2 separate regions of the Mus musculus genome follow, and region 1 is linked to region 2. A link is a loop called in an ENCODE intact Hi-C map of the cell type or tissue named here. Cell type or tissue: left cerebral cortex. All regions are shown on one strand.

The links. A loop is a pair of places that touch in the nucleus more often than their neighbours do. Peaks named below come from ENCODE experiments on the same cell type or tissue, not always from the same donor. Only the 100,000 strongest peaks of a DNase experiment are listed, where the experiment ranks them.
Region 1: a loop joins it to region 2, with 12 times the contacts of the local background. A loop is called at or near these places in 2 of 42 quality-filtered maps.

Annotation. Positions count from the first base shown.
Region 1 is chr3:84,980,091-84,988,090 of GRCm38, forward strand. No RefSeq gene overlaps it. Among named protein-coding and RNA genes, the nearest start is that of Gm30944, 39 kb to the right of the region's middle. In left cerebral cortex, no CTCF peak of the experiment used is centred here; DNase peaks (open chromatin) are centred at 272, 1,204, 1,953, 2,277 and 5 more places; H3K27ac peaks cover 7,568 bases.
Region 2 is chr3:85,304,428-85,312,427 of GRCm38, forward strand. No RefSeq gene overlaps it. Among named protein-coding and RNA genes, the nearest start is that of 1700036G14Rik, 9.1 kb to the right of the region's middle. In left cerebral cortex, no CTCF peak of the experiment used is centred here; DNase peaks (open chromatin) are centred at 4,524, 4,947, 6,075 and 6,404; H3K27ac peaks cover 3,973 bases.

The DNA of each region.
Region 1 (8,000 bases), 320 kb before region 2:
AAGGTTGCTAGGAGAAGACTTGCTTCCAGGCAACTAAGACAAGGGCCTTAAAGCCCATGCCCACAGTGACACTTACTCCAACAAGGCCACACCTCCTAATGGTGCCACTTTGTGGGCCAAGCATGTACAAACTATCACAGCGACACTGCTCAAAGGCTAAGTCACACTCTATCTTAAAGTGGACCCTGAGCATAAAGAGGCACTGTCTTCCACACTGTTGAAGGAACTCCTTTTGGTTCATTGGACCTCAGCAAGCACACAGTAAGAAAGATGGGACATGCAACAGTGCAGACTGGAGTATTACATGACAGAGAGCAAGGCACAGGTGCAGACTCTGCGGGCTGTGGCAGCTCTGAGAATACCAGAGCCACTGCTGCTGTTCACAGTGGTGACATTGCTCAACAAAAATAATGGGCTGATACAGTTCTTGGAATTAATATTTTCAAAGGGTCACATATATGATGCTGCTGCACTGCGGTATAATTCAAGAAAACACCCACCTTTAAAACATGGCAGAAAATAAGAGCTAACTGGCTTTGCAGATAATCAGCATCCCATTTCTGGTAGTTACTAGATCTCTGATCATTCGACCTCATCTGTCCTCACATTCAGAGGTGGAACAGAGCATCTCCAAGGTTACCATGAGGGTTGGATGGAATGTTACAAACCTCCCACAGGGCTAGCAATATGGCATGGTACACAGGCTTGCTGCCCTTAGGTCTGTCCCCAGGATCCATGATGGAAGGAGAGGACCAACTCTCAAAAGTTATTCTTCGGTTTCCCCACATGCACCATGGCATGTGAATGCCACACCTGCCCCTGTCATGCACACACACAACTTCAGTTTTGAAAAGAACAGACCAGGTCATTGTAATGTTCTGTATTTGACAATTATTTTTATGGCTCATTCAGGTATATAATGAAAGTGGCATAGGTATATATGTTGAGTTTTTATTTATATGTGTGTATTTACTTTAAGTCAGGTCACATAGATTCTGCAGTTTTAGAAAAATATAATACAAACTAATATTGAGCACCTAACAGTGACACTGTGTCTACTCGGGTGTTAAACGTTCTAGGAATATATAAGGTTTGAGGATGTTGGTAGAGAGCTTGCCCAGCATGCATAAAGCCCTGGGTTCAATCCCTAGCACCGCATAAACCAGCCCTTGTGATTCCTGCTGTAACCCCAACGTTCAGAGAGTTGAGACAACAGTTACCCCTGGCAAGTTCTACTTCAGTTCGGGATACAAAAGACCATGTGTCAAAAAAAAAAAAAAAAAAAAAAAGTGGACCTGTTCCTGAAAGAGAATGTGTTTGTCTTATTGTAAAGAAAGTAAGGAGTTGACTGTAGTTGATTTTTTTGTTTTGTTTTGTTTTTTAAATCAGTTTTGCTGAAGGAATTTGCTGCTTTATGTAACTATGTTTTTATAACATTGTAACAAAACCTAATGCTCCAGTTAGGGCACAAAGGTGACCAGGACAGGTGTTCAGTGGTGTTATCAGATGTGGCAAAGGACTGGGCTTTCATTTCTTACTGAAATTGTTCATAATTTTGACTCCCAAGCCCCCTAACAGTTCAATTGTCTCGGTCCTTTCATTAACCTGGAACAGCTAGTGCCTACCTAAAAGCTATGTGAATATTCCAACCTATTTGTTTAATTTCCCATAAAGAAAGAAAGCAATTGACATCTAATTATTTGTATCAGCTGTTGTGGGCCATTTTCTCAATCTTCCCGCTAGGTTTATTATAATGTCTATTTCCTTGAATGGATTAGAGAATACAGTCAAGTAGAAACAGGAGAAACCTCCTTGGAGCCTGTCTCCAGGGAGTGAGCAGTTGCAGGCAGCTTCTGAGACCCAGTCCTTCTAGACCCTTCTCCCTAAAGGTACCCCACCACACCTCATGAAATAAGGGCTCCAGAAGAGCAGAGCCTTCAGCCTGCCCAGCTACCTTGCCTTGGAACTTGTGTTCCGGAAACATGAAGGCCTGCTGCTTGCCTATTGGGACAGATGTCCACTGCATTCCCTGCCCCTCTGGTTCCTTCCCTAGGAAAATGGAAAGCTTTGACGTCGTCTCAGTCCACCATCACAGAACTTTTTGTTTTCTCTCTGTTAGGCCTGTCTCGTCCCCATTAAAGGTCTAGACTGCAGCCTGTATTCTCTCAGGTTCACCAGCCAAGGAAGGCTCTAACCTGCCATGCCTTAGGGCTAGTTCAGGAGAACATCCTGGCATCCTGTTCTGTAGAGCTGTGTAACTCTTAAGGGTAAAGTAGCTCTGTGTTGCCAAACCATGAATGAATGAGAACAACTGCTGATAAGGCAGGTTGAATTGGCATTTGCTGCATCTTGAAGATTGGATGCACAAGCACCTTTACATACACAGAGACTACCGGAATCAGTTTCTTCTGTGTTGACATCCTTGCATTCCCTTGTTCCTTTTCCTCCTTCACCCAGCAAGGAAAACAGAACAGAACAAAACAAAAACCAGGCTAGATGTCCCTGTCTGTAATTCCAGCACTCAGGAGGTATGAGGGTCAGGAGGTCGAGGCTTCATGAGACCTGCCTCCAAAGGCAAACAGTTGAAAAGAGGCTTAGTGACTAAGGAGACCCCCGTGTCTGCCTCAGTGATCACTGGCTACTGGATATGAGAGGTGGTTATGGGTGTTCACTGTTCTGGACTCCTGCATTAAGTAAACCATATGGCAGTCTGAAAAGCTGGTACATAATCTTTCATTTTGGCACTTTTCTGCCACCTACAAGCTAGGTCCTGTTAGATCCAAAGTGGCAGCACTCGGCTCTCTTAGTCATTGCTTTGAATTGTAAACAAACATAGCATGATCTGGCGTTGTCACCAGCCAGCATGTCTCAGTAGCCACTCAATTAATACTTGTGAGGCCCAGATGAGGGATGCCCCTGCCAACTGCCATCTCTTAACAACAGAACACTATCAAAAGGTAATTTGAAAGTTTCTTCAGGAAAGGGAAGGCACCGAGCTGAAAGCACCAGAACGTGCGTACCTTTCCCCAGTGAAGAAGAGTACAAAAGAAGTCTAGCTCCAACTCCTAGGAACGCTCCTTGCTGCAAACACCTGGCCACTTCCCAGTTTACCATTGAGTATAAAAATAGCAGTGTTTGTATTTCAGATCTGATTCTTCCCAGGATTCTGGAGGACAAGGAACCACTGAGGGGATCCATATTTTGCTGACTCTCCTGAACATCTTGGGCCAAAACCTATTTCTTCTGTTTGTCTGTGGACTTTGTTTCACTTGGACAGCTCTGGTCTGCAAGAAACAAAAAATTACTTAGAGATGATCCTTGCAAACCAAAGGTTCCACTATTATGAGCCACAAAAACATTTTGCCAATTTACTTTTTCCCCAAGAGGTTCACAGCTTACAAAAGAAACTGCAAAGCACTCTTCAGTATGAGGTTGCTAACAAGACTTAGATTCACAATGAAGTTCATAAGACTTCATCAAACCGTCCTTCCACCATACTAAGTAATAATCAGAAAAGGCGAGCTTATCAATCTGATGACACTCCCGATAAAGTAAGGTGGTAGTTTAAACACACCAAAAGGATCCAAAAAGGTAAGGATGCAACGAAGAGCACCCGCGGTAAACACTGGATACGGATTTGGGAGAGCTGAAGCTTACTAACTTAGACTTGTCAAAACTGGATCCAGAGTGAGTGCTTAGAATCAGAACCATACAACAAAGTAGTAAATGTGGGTCCCTTCCTTGTGATATGTTTAAGGAGATCATTAGGTTTGTGTATTAGAAGTGCATCTCATTGTGGCATGGCTCTGCCCATCAGGAGGACTACAACTCCCAGCAACCCATGCCCATCTTAAAGTACTACAACTTCCAGTAACTCATTGCCCTTATGTAGCCTCTTCAGTTTCAAGGTGAATTGGCCAGTCTCACAACTTAGTCTTCTCATCTGTAGGTGAGGTAATATGAGGACAACATGACACAATGTAGGTCAAGTTAGTATAGGGCTTGACATGTAGTCATTAAGGATTTGTAGTTATTACTGAATGAAGAAAAAAAAAGAATAAAAGGAGGGCATGGTATACTAGGTACGGTAGAGGAGAAGTCTTATGGTAGATAGGAGGGAGAGTGCAGACAGAGGCATCAGGGAGAGAGTCCATAGTGGACATGACCAGCAGACTGAGGTGGATCATGTGAGGAGAAGTGAGAAGGAAGAAGAGGGATAGAGAGGAGGGAGCTTGGAGCAAGAGGCCAAAAGGGCTGGTGTAGCCAAAATGGCTGGATTCTATAGGGAAGAGCAGCTAGGGGAAGGGCAGCCCAGCCCTTGGGCTGCAGAAGTTTAGGGTAGAGGGCAGAGTATGCCAGCCAAGAGGACCCTGTAACAGGGACTGAGGGATGCTGGGAGAACCTGGCCACCAGATCCAGTTTGATCCAGTTAAATCAGCGCCTCAGCTCTTTGTCCCAGGTTTGAGACCTAACAACTACTCTAACTTCAGCTGCCTTGTACACTTGGACTGTAAATATTTGTAATTGACTTGTGTAATGAAACACTTTTATTACAGATAATCTCATTTTATTGCCAAGCACACACACACACAAGAAGAGAAACTTGCATTAGGGGATCCACCCACCGCCTTTTTTTTAAAGAAAAGTTCTCATGATGCAGCCCTAAATGTCATGGGATGCTCTACATAGACCGGGCTAACCTCAGACTCACAAAGCTATATCTGTTTACGCTGCCCATGTGCTGAGATTAAAGGTATGGACCACTATGCACTATGTATATCTCATTCAGAATATCTCACTGTCTTGCAAACCTGAGGGTGTGTGTGTGTGTGTGTGTGTGTGTGTGTGTGTGTGCATATCATACCAGTGATCCTCATTCTTGACCTATCAATTTGGAAGATATAACAACCACGAGCCTTAACTCAACTGGAGAGAACTGTAGAAAACACGAGTCAGTTTTCTAGTGTTGTGTGCTGGGATCCCCTCAATCTCTCCAACTGCAAAAACAAAAGAGTTGCTAGAGAACAATTTGTTCTCTGAGCTCCGCACAGCAGAGGAAATACAGGAGGAGTGGGGAAATTGTGTTGGGAAAGTCATAAGCCACCTTTTTTAGGGCGGGCGAGATGACTCAGCCAGAAGGGTGCTTGTCATCAAGCATGACAGCCTGCGTTCAATCCCTGAGATCCACACAGTGGAAGATGAAAACTAACTCCCACGAGTTGCCCTTTGACCTCAACATGCCTGTTCCCTCCCTCTACAGGAATAATAAATGTAATTATAATTTTTAAAGAAGGTCTGTTTTCAGGTCCTTGGGCAGGGGGGCAGGGAATTGCTACAGAAGTTAAATACTTCAGTTACATAAGAATTTTTAAAAATAAATGTTACTGGTCTACTTGTGTGCCAAAAACAGCCATCCAAAGAGAGGAACAGCAAGCTTCTGCATTCTGAGGCTTGAAAGGAGGCCAGACCATGCAGAAGGTAAAGGCGTGCACGGTGAATCCTCAACACATCTCAGCAGCCGAGTGCTATTACCATCATCAGGAAGGAGAGACAACCGGATCCAAATTCCATTTCAGCCACCTGTGTGACTCTACAAGTTTTAATTTTTTCTTACACTTATTATTTACTGGGAGACATGTACACGGTGGCATCCTACATGTGTGGAGGCCAGAGTGTGTGACTAATTCACTTTGCAGTGATCATCGTCGTCACTGCCACTACCACTAACAGTGTCTTGGTGACCATTTTCAGACTTACTCATCAATAAGACTTCCGGGGTACAATATTCAAAATGCCTTCCCAAATGTGCCAGGGATCTGAAAGTCTCCCTTTGGGAATATAGTGTGCAGTGGAGTCTCATTTCCTGAGAGACGAAACTTCCATCTTAGCCCACTTCCATCTTAGCCCGCACTTGGGAATCGAAAGCATGCAAAATCATGCCCAGGTTTCTTGGTCTTTCACTGTCAGTCTCTTAAATATGATAGGATGGCTGAGCATTTGGAAAAAGGGTGAAATTTCAGAGTAACACCCCCCACCCAAATACCATAAGAAACCTTGGTAAGGGACTATAATATGGAACTATAGAGCTGGCTCAGTGGTTAAGAGCACATACTGCTCTAACAGAGGACCACCATTGGGTCCCAGCACCCACGCTGACTCACAACTGCCTACACCTCCAGCTCTAAGGGATCTGATGCCTCTGTAGACACCTATACTGTTGTGCACACACACAAAGAATATGAAATCTTATAAAGAATCATGTTACCCTCACAGGAGAAAACACTGCATCGTGTAAGGGGGTAAAATGCAACTTTTAAAAAGAGCTCATGGAAACTGAAATATGGGAGAAAAATTATCTATTCAAAATAAAAATTAAAAGAGTTAAGAAGACATAAATGGAAAGCTAAAGTAGGGAAAAATAAAAAAATTAGAAGATTAGACTGGAACAAGAAAATGAACAGAATTGAAAGCTGATTGGAAGGACTGCTGAGGTGCCTTTGAGAAAAACAAATTAAACCCTGAGAGAAAAAGAAAAGCAGAGATTTAAAAAAGAGAGCTAGAGGGGCTGGGGTATAACTGTGTTAACAGGGCTCTCACCAGACATGTACAAGGCTCTGGGTTCCAGCTGACACAGGTAGTTTGCAGGGATAACTTAGTAACCTGGGACCCTCCCACCCAACACCTGCAACAAGTGATACACAAACCTGTCTCCAGATAATGTAGCTGATCACGCTGTGCCTTAGCAACCCCTAGTTACTTCCTTTTTGTGACCAGACACATCCTGGAACATAGTCTGAGATTTGAGGCAATGCTTCAGTTCAGCCTACAGTGGCTAGGTGCACGCGCAGTAGGGCCAACCATGTCTTCTAAGGTTTTTGGGATTAAACTGAATTTGCATCTTATACTTATGCACGGATGGATGTGCATATGATTAAGAGCAGGCACAACATGGGAAAGAACATGTTCAGTAAAAAGAGGTTTACATAATCTAAGCCAGAAAAGTACCCATGCACTGGCCCTAGCAACTAAGCCCTTCCTCCTGGAAACCAGGAAGGCATTCTTGAGCTTTGGGCTTGCTCAGGACAGGCGGCTCCCTTGCCAAGTGTGTGCATCCACTCTGTGCTTTCTCTTCGCTTCTGAGTAAAATTCTTTATTGCTTCACTCTCTGTGTGGGCAGCTTCAATTCTTTTGTACAAGACACCAAGCTCCATCTGATCTGTGAGCCCCCTGGTTATACATTCCCAACACTGCAAAAAGAAGAGAACGAGGAAAACTGAAACTTTAGACTTCTCAGTAGCAGTGGTAGATGCCAGGGACCTTCATACTTACATAGGTGGTTGTCTTAGTCAGGGTTTCTATTCCTGTACAAACATCATGACCAAGAAGCAGTTGGGGAGGAAAGGGTTTATTCTGCAGCTTACATTTCCATACTGCTGTTGATCACCAAAGGATGCAGGACTGGAACTCAAGCAGGTCAGAAAGCAGGAGCTGATGCAGAGGCCATGGAGGGATGTTCTTTACTGGCTTGCTTCACCTGGCTTGCTCAGCCTGCTCTCTTATAAAACCCAAGACTACCAGCCCAGAGATGGTCCCACCCACAAGGGGCCTTTCCCCCTTGATCACTAATTGAGAAAATGCCTTACAGTTGGATCTCATAGAGGCATTTCCTCAACTGAAGCTCCTTTCTCTGTGATAACTCCAGCTGTGTCAAGTTGACACAAAACTAGCCAGTACAGTGGTTTAGTTTTAATTTAGGATTCAACACCTACCCATAATGATAATGACACGTAAGCCATCCCCAATTAAATGCTTTCTTTTATAAGAGTTGCCATGGTCATGGTGCATCCTCATAGCACTAGAACCCTGACTAAGATGGTGTGTCATGCAGAAAATAGAATGCCAGCCCAGGAACTGAGCAAAGGGCTCAGGGATGATAGATGATGGGCAGCTGTACTTAGGAATCAGCTGAAGTGGGAGCCTGGAGGGCCCCTGAAGAAAGG
Region 2 (8,000 bases):
TTCAACAAAAAGAGTGTGGCTACAGAAGACTCAGGAAGACTTGTCCAGATTCTTATCTATGTTTCTGCAAGACTCTTCTTCCTGAGGTGTGGGACAGACCCTTGTCACTCTAACACCTTCAAGGCAGAGGAGGGGCTGCCCAGACTGTGTCCTTCATGGGCTTTGGGCCTTGCTCTATGGCAAGGAGCTCTTTTTTCTATGACCCAGTTGAGGAAGAGAGGAGAAAACAGAGATATTACATGGTGATCCCTAGGGAGGGGGAGAGAGAGGACAGGGGAAGGACAGAGAGACCTTACTTCCCCAGCCTTCCTATCTCCCACGGTTCAAAGTATTCAGGTTGCCAGGGGGACCCCTAAAGTGTCATTCTGGACCCCCAAAGTCAGGTAGCAAAAATCACATGTTCAAAGGGCCAAGGATGCGTGTGACCATGAGAAAGGCTTGAAGATTCCCAAAACAGAGATGATGTGGAAGACAGCAGCTGTAGGTCAGTAGGGTGGGTGGGGTAGACTGTGGATGGTGTGGGAAACAAAGCAGTTTGTAAACAGACTTTAAGGGGCAATGTGAAGATATTAAGGGTTTTATAACAAGAAGCCTAACATGAGTACTATTTAAAAAAAAAAAAAAGAGGAATCCCAAAAGTTGGGAGGAAGAGGCAGGCAGATCTCTGAGTTTAGGGCCAGCCTGGTCTACTAGTGAGTTAGTTGTAGGATAGCCAGTGCTACACAGAGAAAGCCTGTCTCAAAAACAACAGCAACAATGACAACGACAATGAGTTGGGTGGTGGTACAGCTCAGTTGGTCTTACACGCGTTCACGACCGGCCAGGAAAGACGCAACAAACCGGAATCTTCTGCGGCAAAAGCTTTATTGCTTACATCTTCAGGAGCAAGAGAGCAAGAGAGCAAGAGTGCAAGAGAGCAAGAGCAAGAGCAAGAAAGCAAGAGAAAGAACAAGAACAAGAAAGCAAGAGAAAGAACAAGAACAAGAAAGCAAGAGCAAGAGAGAGAAAAAGCAAGAACAAGAGAGAGAGAAAGCAAGAACAAGAGAGAGAGAGAGAATGGCAAAACCCCGTCCCTTTTAAGGAGAATTATCCTCCGCCTAGGACGTATTACTCCCTGATTGGCTGCAGCCCATCGGCCCAGATGTCATCACGAGAAAGGCAGAACACATGGCGGGAAAACTGCCCCTGCACGTGTGCAGATTATGTTTACCACTTAGAACACAGCTGTCAGCGCCATCTTATAATGGCAAATGTGAGGGCGGCTCCCAACATCTCCCCCTTTTCTTTTAATAAGAGCAATAGGCCACCCATATTAATGAGAGTGGAGATAGAGGTCAAATCCCCAGTGTGCAGGTAAAGGAGCCATGTACAGGATTAGCTCTTAGGCTCACAGGCTTTTACCCAGAGCAACCCTGACCTGCTCCCGTGTCGTTTTTCCTGGGGGAAGGACACTTGAACACTCAACCTTCTTGAAAGATGACATGTCTCCCTAGAATAGGCTCATATGTGCCGCAGAGCCCTTCTACTGCAGTGCTTAGCCGTGCAACTCTCTCAGGCTGCTGAAGTGCACTCACTCTATCCCGTGCAATGAGACTAGCCTCGTGGGGTGCAAGAGCTGAATGGCCAGCGACCTATTGCTTAAGCATAGATATATCAGGGGAAGCACCATGTTCTAGTGCTGCAAGTACCTGGGCAATAACCACCTTGTCTCTCCTAGTTTGGGCCTTAAGCTTACAGACCAACCAAAGAAGCAACACTAATCCACAGCAAAGTGTATCTCCAAATAATCCCACCCATTCTTTAAAGAAGGAAAATGCTGAGGAGATCCAGTTGGGTAATCCTTTGGTCAGGGACAGGTCCAAGCGCGTGGAGTTGACCTGAATGATGGCAATTCTCAATTCCCGAAGGGTCTGTTCAAATTCAGCCGTCCAATTCTGTAACATATACTGAGAAAGACTTTTTGACAAATTAGCTACCCTAGTAAATTTCTCATACTGAATGGAAGTAACGGACAATCCCGGAAACTTTTGTTCACATCCCAGCTGAGCTATTTGCCATAATACATCTAGTTGTTCCTGGACAAGATCTATGCGTTGATTCATTTCTGCCCATGGAGCATTTTTGGGATTGGAGGATGGCGGCCGCTAAGCCTGCATTGGTGAGAGGTCCCCCAAGCTCCCGACAAACCCTGAGCCAGTCTTGTAAACCTTTGTTCTTTCTTGGGGCTATGGCCGCTCAGCATTCCTGCGTGGCTTGCTCATAAATAAGCTATTCTACCAGAGGTGCGGCTTGCTCTGAATCTCCAAAAATACACTCTGCTGCCTCTGTCATTCTGGCCACAAAATCTGAGAATGACTCCTGAGGTCCCTGGACGATCTTTGTTAGTTGTCCAGTGGCTTCACCTGCTCGGGAGAGCGCCTTCCAGGCCCTAATAGCCTTTTCATCTGATTCAGAACTATTAAGAACTGGCTCCTTGAGCTCACCTAGTGATGAGTATAGGCTCCTTCTCCTAGAGACCTCCGCTGATTGATCTTTTTTCTTTTCCTTCCTTCTAATCTCTCCCCAGGTATTCTTACCTGACCTAAACTTTTCCTCAGGTTCAAGACCCGTGGAAAGGCCTGTATACTTATTTTGTGTACCATATTTCCTCTTTGCTCCTACTCTCTCTCCCCGCTTTACTTCTGATAGATTGCCCTGAATTTCATCCAGAATTTTCAGCCCTGCCTTAACCGCTTGATAACATGTGAAAAGGAACAAAAAGGCTCCTAACACTGGAGAAAGTTCAAGGCCAAACATACCTTGTAAAGCTATTTTCCACTTTACTTCTGATAGACTGTCTTGAATTTCGTTAGAAAGTTCAAGGCCAGACGTACCTTGTAAAGCTATACTTACGAGTACCCTGTTCCCCAGCTGAAGAGTTCTGAATTCACGCAGTTGAATCCTTCTCAACAGTCTGTGTTGCGGGAACACTTTATTACCACCGTTCCCCAGCTGAAGAGTTCTGAATATACGCAGTTGAATCCTTCTCAACAGTCTGTTTTACGGGAACCTTTATGACCGTGACCCGCAGTTCTGGTTCCGGAATGAGGAATCTTCCTTGCGCCGGTGATGGTAACCATCCCAGGTTTTCTCGTCCCAGGTCTTCTCATCTCAGGTCTTCTCATCCCGGATTTCAGCACCAACTCTTACACGCGTTTGCTACCGGCCAGGAAGAACGCAACAAACCAGAATCTTCTGCGGCAAAAGCTTTATTGCTTACATCTTCAGGAGCAAGAGAGCAAGAGAGCAAGAGAGCAAGAGTGCAAGAGAGCAAGAGCAAGAGCAAGAAAGCAAGAGAAAGAACAAGAACAAGAAAGCAAGAGAAAGAACAAGAACAAGAAAGCAAGAGCAAGAGAGAGAAAAAGCAAGAACAAGAGAGAGAGAAAGCAAGAACAAGAGAGAGAGAGAGAATGGCAAAACCCCGTCCCTTTTAAGGAGAATTATCCTCCGCCTAGGACGTATTACTCCCTGATTGGCTGCAGCCCATCGGCCCAGTTGTCATCACGAGAAAGGCAGAACACATGGCGGGAAAACTGCCCCTGCACGTGTGCAGATTATGTTTACCACTTAGAACACAGCTGTCAGCGCCATCTTATAATGGCAAATGTGAGGGCGGCTCCCAACAAGTTGGCAAAGTGCCTGCCCGGCATGCACAGAGTCCATGCTGGGTTCCATACCTAGCACTGCAGAAGTCTGCCACCATGCCTATAGCCGCGTCACTCAGGTGGCAGAGACAGTATGATCTCCTGGTCCTTTTCTGCTACACAGTGAAGTTGAGACCAGCTTGGGCTACATGAGAGACTGTCTCAAGACAAGCCAATGAATTCTGTTGTAAGGTCAGGAGGGGTCGGGACAATAATAGATTCCCATGGTTTTTCAGGGATGCAGCAATGGGTAAAGGATGGAGGATGGAAGAATCCAGAGACATTGTGATCCTATGGAATGAAGCTGATACAGTCTAGTAATGGATGGGAGGATGGGGATGAAGGGAATTCAAGCATGACTTCCAGTTCCTATCATTTCATGAACAGTGAGGAGGAGGATGGTGGCAGGGTTCAAGAGGGGACCCAGAAGAGGGACCGGCTCTGGAGGAAAAGAGTTTGGAATATGCTGAAGTTCAAGTTCACAAGAACATAGAGACTCCCCCACCCCCACCCCACACACACACCAATGGATAAAATTCCTTTTCTTGACCCAGCAGTTGGGCTGTGTCAGTATCCAGTCTGTCCTGGATCAGTCCCTCCTATGGTCTTCCCTAAATGCAGAAAATGCAATGCTTAGCAAGTGAAACAGAAACAAACGTCCCACTGGCTCCACATGCTTCTCCCCTGGGCAGTCTTCATTTCCTGGCAGAAGCGTCAAGGGAGAAATCAGTTACTGCCATTTGCGCATGGAAGACGCTCTTGTTTCTCACTGCAGTGCTGAGCCCTGCTCCCTGGCAGCTGCTGCAGCCACAGGTGGAAGCTGAGAGCAGCCTGGAGCAGGGAAAGATGAACAGACACCCACCTCAGGCACCAGCCAGGCTGTGGCTCTGCCTGTCAGCCCAGCTAATGGGATGATTGGCTGCTATTGACATAGCTCCATCTCTCAAAAGGCAAATAAAGCTAAACTACCATGCAGGAAGTGATTGCAGGGAGAAAAAGACCCATTTCAAGATCCTGGGTGCTCGCTCTCCACAGTTCTTTCTGTTTTTTCTTCCCAAATCCTTTCATTGATTATATTGTTTTTAAAAAAGAAAGAGAGCAAAAACAAGGTCTTCGCTGTAGCTATATTGTGCCTGCTATGATTTTTTTATCCTCTCCTAGCAAGTTTTTAGTCAATAGAAACGAGCTGATCGCAAGCTGCGCTCAGCCTGCAGAAGGCTTGCCAAGCTCCTCTCCCTAAGTCCCACCACACCGAGACTTCTGCGCCAGGCCAGCCTGCTTCCACACTAGAACAGCAGGTTTCCTCTTTGAGCAAAGCAAGTGCCTTTCCCAGCTAAGTCCTCCTCCTCTAACTGGGATCCCCCATCTCCTTTATATCCCTTTTAGTGATAAATATAAAAACCACATTTAGGAATGACTGAAATACCTGGAAAGAGAAATAACAATGGCTTGTTCTTACAGTAAAACTGAATGTCTGGTCTCTGGTTCTCTAGATACCCAGAGGCTGGGCAAGGCTTTAGAGGAGAGAAGGGTTAGGTGGGTAGTGAAGGTCACAGGCAGGCCAAAGAAAGTCAAGCTAAGAAGCTATTTCCTTAGCCTGATATGGCTGTCTCCTGAGAGGCTCTGCCAGAGCCTAATATATAGAGGCAGAAGCTTGCAGCCAACCATTGGGCTGAGCTTGGGGGTCCTCGATGGAGGAGTTGGAGAAAGGACTGAAGGAGCTGAGGGGGTTTGCAGCCCCATGGAGGGAGCAGCAGTGTCAACAGGCCAGACCCCCTGGTGCTCCCAGGGACTGGACCAACAACCAAAGAGTACACACGGAGGGACCCATGGCACTGGGCATGTATGTGGCAGAGGATGGCCTTGTTGGGCATCAGCTGGAAGAGAGGCCCTTGGTCCTGTGAAGGCTCGATACCCCATGTAGGGGAATGCCAGGGTTGGAGGATGGGAGTGGGTGGGTGGGGGAGCACCCTCATAGAGGCAGTGGGGAGGAGGGATGGGATACGGGGTTTCCAAAAGGGGAGGCCTGGAAAGGGGAAAACATTTGAGATGTAATTAAAGAAAATATCCAATCAAAAAAAAAGAGAGAAAGAAAGAGAGAGAGAGAGAGAGAGAGAGAGAGAGAGAGAGAGAGAGAGAGAAAGAAAGAAAGAAAGAAAGAAAGAAAGAAAGAAAGAAAGAAAGAAAGAAAGAAAGAAAGAAAGAGTTCCTTGAATATGCCTCCCCTCTGGACAGTGCTAGCCAAGGATAGCTGGGGGCTTGGCAGATGGCTTTAGCAGCCACAGAGACGAGGAAGACTATAAGGGGAACCATGCACAGGAAGAGGGGGAAGGGCATATCTTTTGGGCTCACTGGTGTGTCCCACCCACTTGCTGGCCAGCTTTCCTGCCAGAGGGAGCCACTCTCCATTCATCCAGATGATATGATTCACTTTCCGTGGCAGGGGCAGGATTTTACTGGACTTTTAACATGGAAGGCGAAGAATTAACCTTGTCTCTCTCATGATGGCAAAGCCCTGTCCCAATAGTGTCTGTGGTGGTCGTGCTTGACTAAAAGTCTTGTATCACCTCCACAAGCATTGGAGGGGGTGGAATGGTTGAGCCTGCACAAGGAGGGATAGGAAGACAGGGAAGAGGCGGTAGCTGGTACAAGTAAGCTAGAAGGAACATAAGGTCCATTTTCCGGTACATTGAATGACATCATCTTCTTTCTATAGATTTCAGCAGAGGAGGAAAACCACGGAGACAGGCCTGGGTGGGTGTGAAGAACGAGGATTCTAAGGAATGTGGTTGGGGCCCAGAAAGAAAAGTCAGGCAGAATGTGTTAGCTTCTGCATTTGGTACCCCAGGAACCTCCAGTGGGCGAGTACTGAGGGGGAAAGAGGGTGGGGCACAGAGTGCCAGGGTCCCCATTTCTAGGACTAACTACTCAAAAGGAACACAGGTGTTAAAACAAAGAAAAGACAAACATAATTGGGAATATCAGCCAGTACCTTGATCTTCCTGGTGAGACAGAGGGGTTGGAATAGTGCCTGAACCTAGAGAAGAACATGTATCCTTGGATGAGGAGAATCTTAAGTGAGAAAAATAAGGACTATTAAATGAGTCACAGCTACTTCCTGGCCACCATCCTTGGATCTGAGACCCCTTTAAAAATGGCCCACAGCCCACTCTTCCCTGTCTGGTCAGAGGGGCAATACCAACACTCCACGATTTCCTTTCCAACACCAGGCCTTCGAAGTGACATGTTGCCAAGATATTCATTTGGCTTGGCACAGCTTGGGGTCCCTCTGTGGGCTGAGGAAGTTCACTGGCTCATCCTTGAGTGCTGGCATCCAGGAATTCCTGGGCTATGGCCTAGACTCCCTCCCTTTCATTCTTAAGTCAGCTTCAAAGAGAGAAATTTAAGTGGTTCCTTGATGTCCGTTTTGTTTGTTTTTTGTTGTTGTTGTTGTTGTTTGTTTCTTGAGACAGAGTTTCTCTGTGTAACAGCCCTGGCTATCTTGGAACTTGGTTTGTAGACCAGACTGGGCTAGAACTCTCAAAGATCCACCTACTTCTTTAATCCACGAGTGCTGGGATTAAAGGTATGCACCACCACCTCTACCACCACCACCACCACCACCACCTCTACCACCACCACCACCACCACCACCACTCCAACTCTTTGATGTTCATTTAAGATAGCCCGTGGGGGTTAGATCACTGAAAGCTAAAACCACTAACCATTAGCATTGTTATGGGATGATCTACTCGTGCAATGATTTGCCTTCGTCACCCTTCTTTCACACTTCAGAATTGCCTCTGAGCAAGGCAGGTTAGACAATTAAAGGAGTTCCCAAGCTAGTGAAGACCAGTGCTCAGAACTTACATTAAAAAAAATCTCCTTCCATTCTGTATTAGAAATCTGAGTGGTAGCCAAGCTTGAAAGAAGCCTCCTATGTGATTATTATTAGGGACCTGGTTCAAACTTGCATCTCAAGTAGCCACCAAGGGTTTTTGGTTCTGTCTTTCCAGGATGCCTCCATCGCCATGAAATCCTCCACACCCTCTTTTTACCCCTCATTGCCCCTTCCACCAAGATTATTTTGAGAAGAAAAGCAGCAAGCATTTCTCAAGGTTGCCATTCCCCCTCTCAGGTTCTGTTCAATTCAAACTGCCCCAGCCAGTGTTGTGGGCGGAGCATCCCCTGAAGTTTCATCATCCATCCATCATCCTCACCGCTGCTGGTGGAATTAGGGCACGCAGGTCCTCCTTGGCGGGCTCTCCCAAGGTCTGAGGGCTCATCTCTCACTGCTCTGCTTAGGAGCCCTTCCTA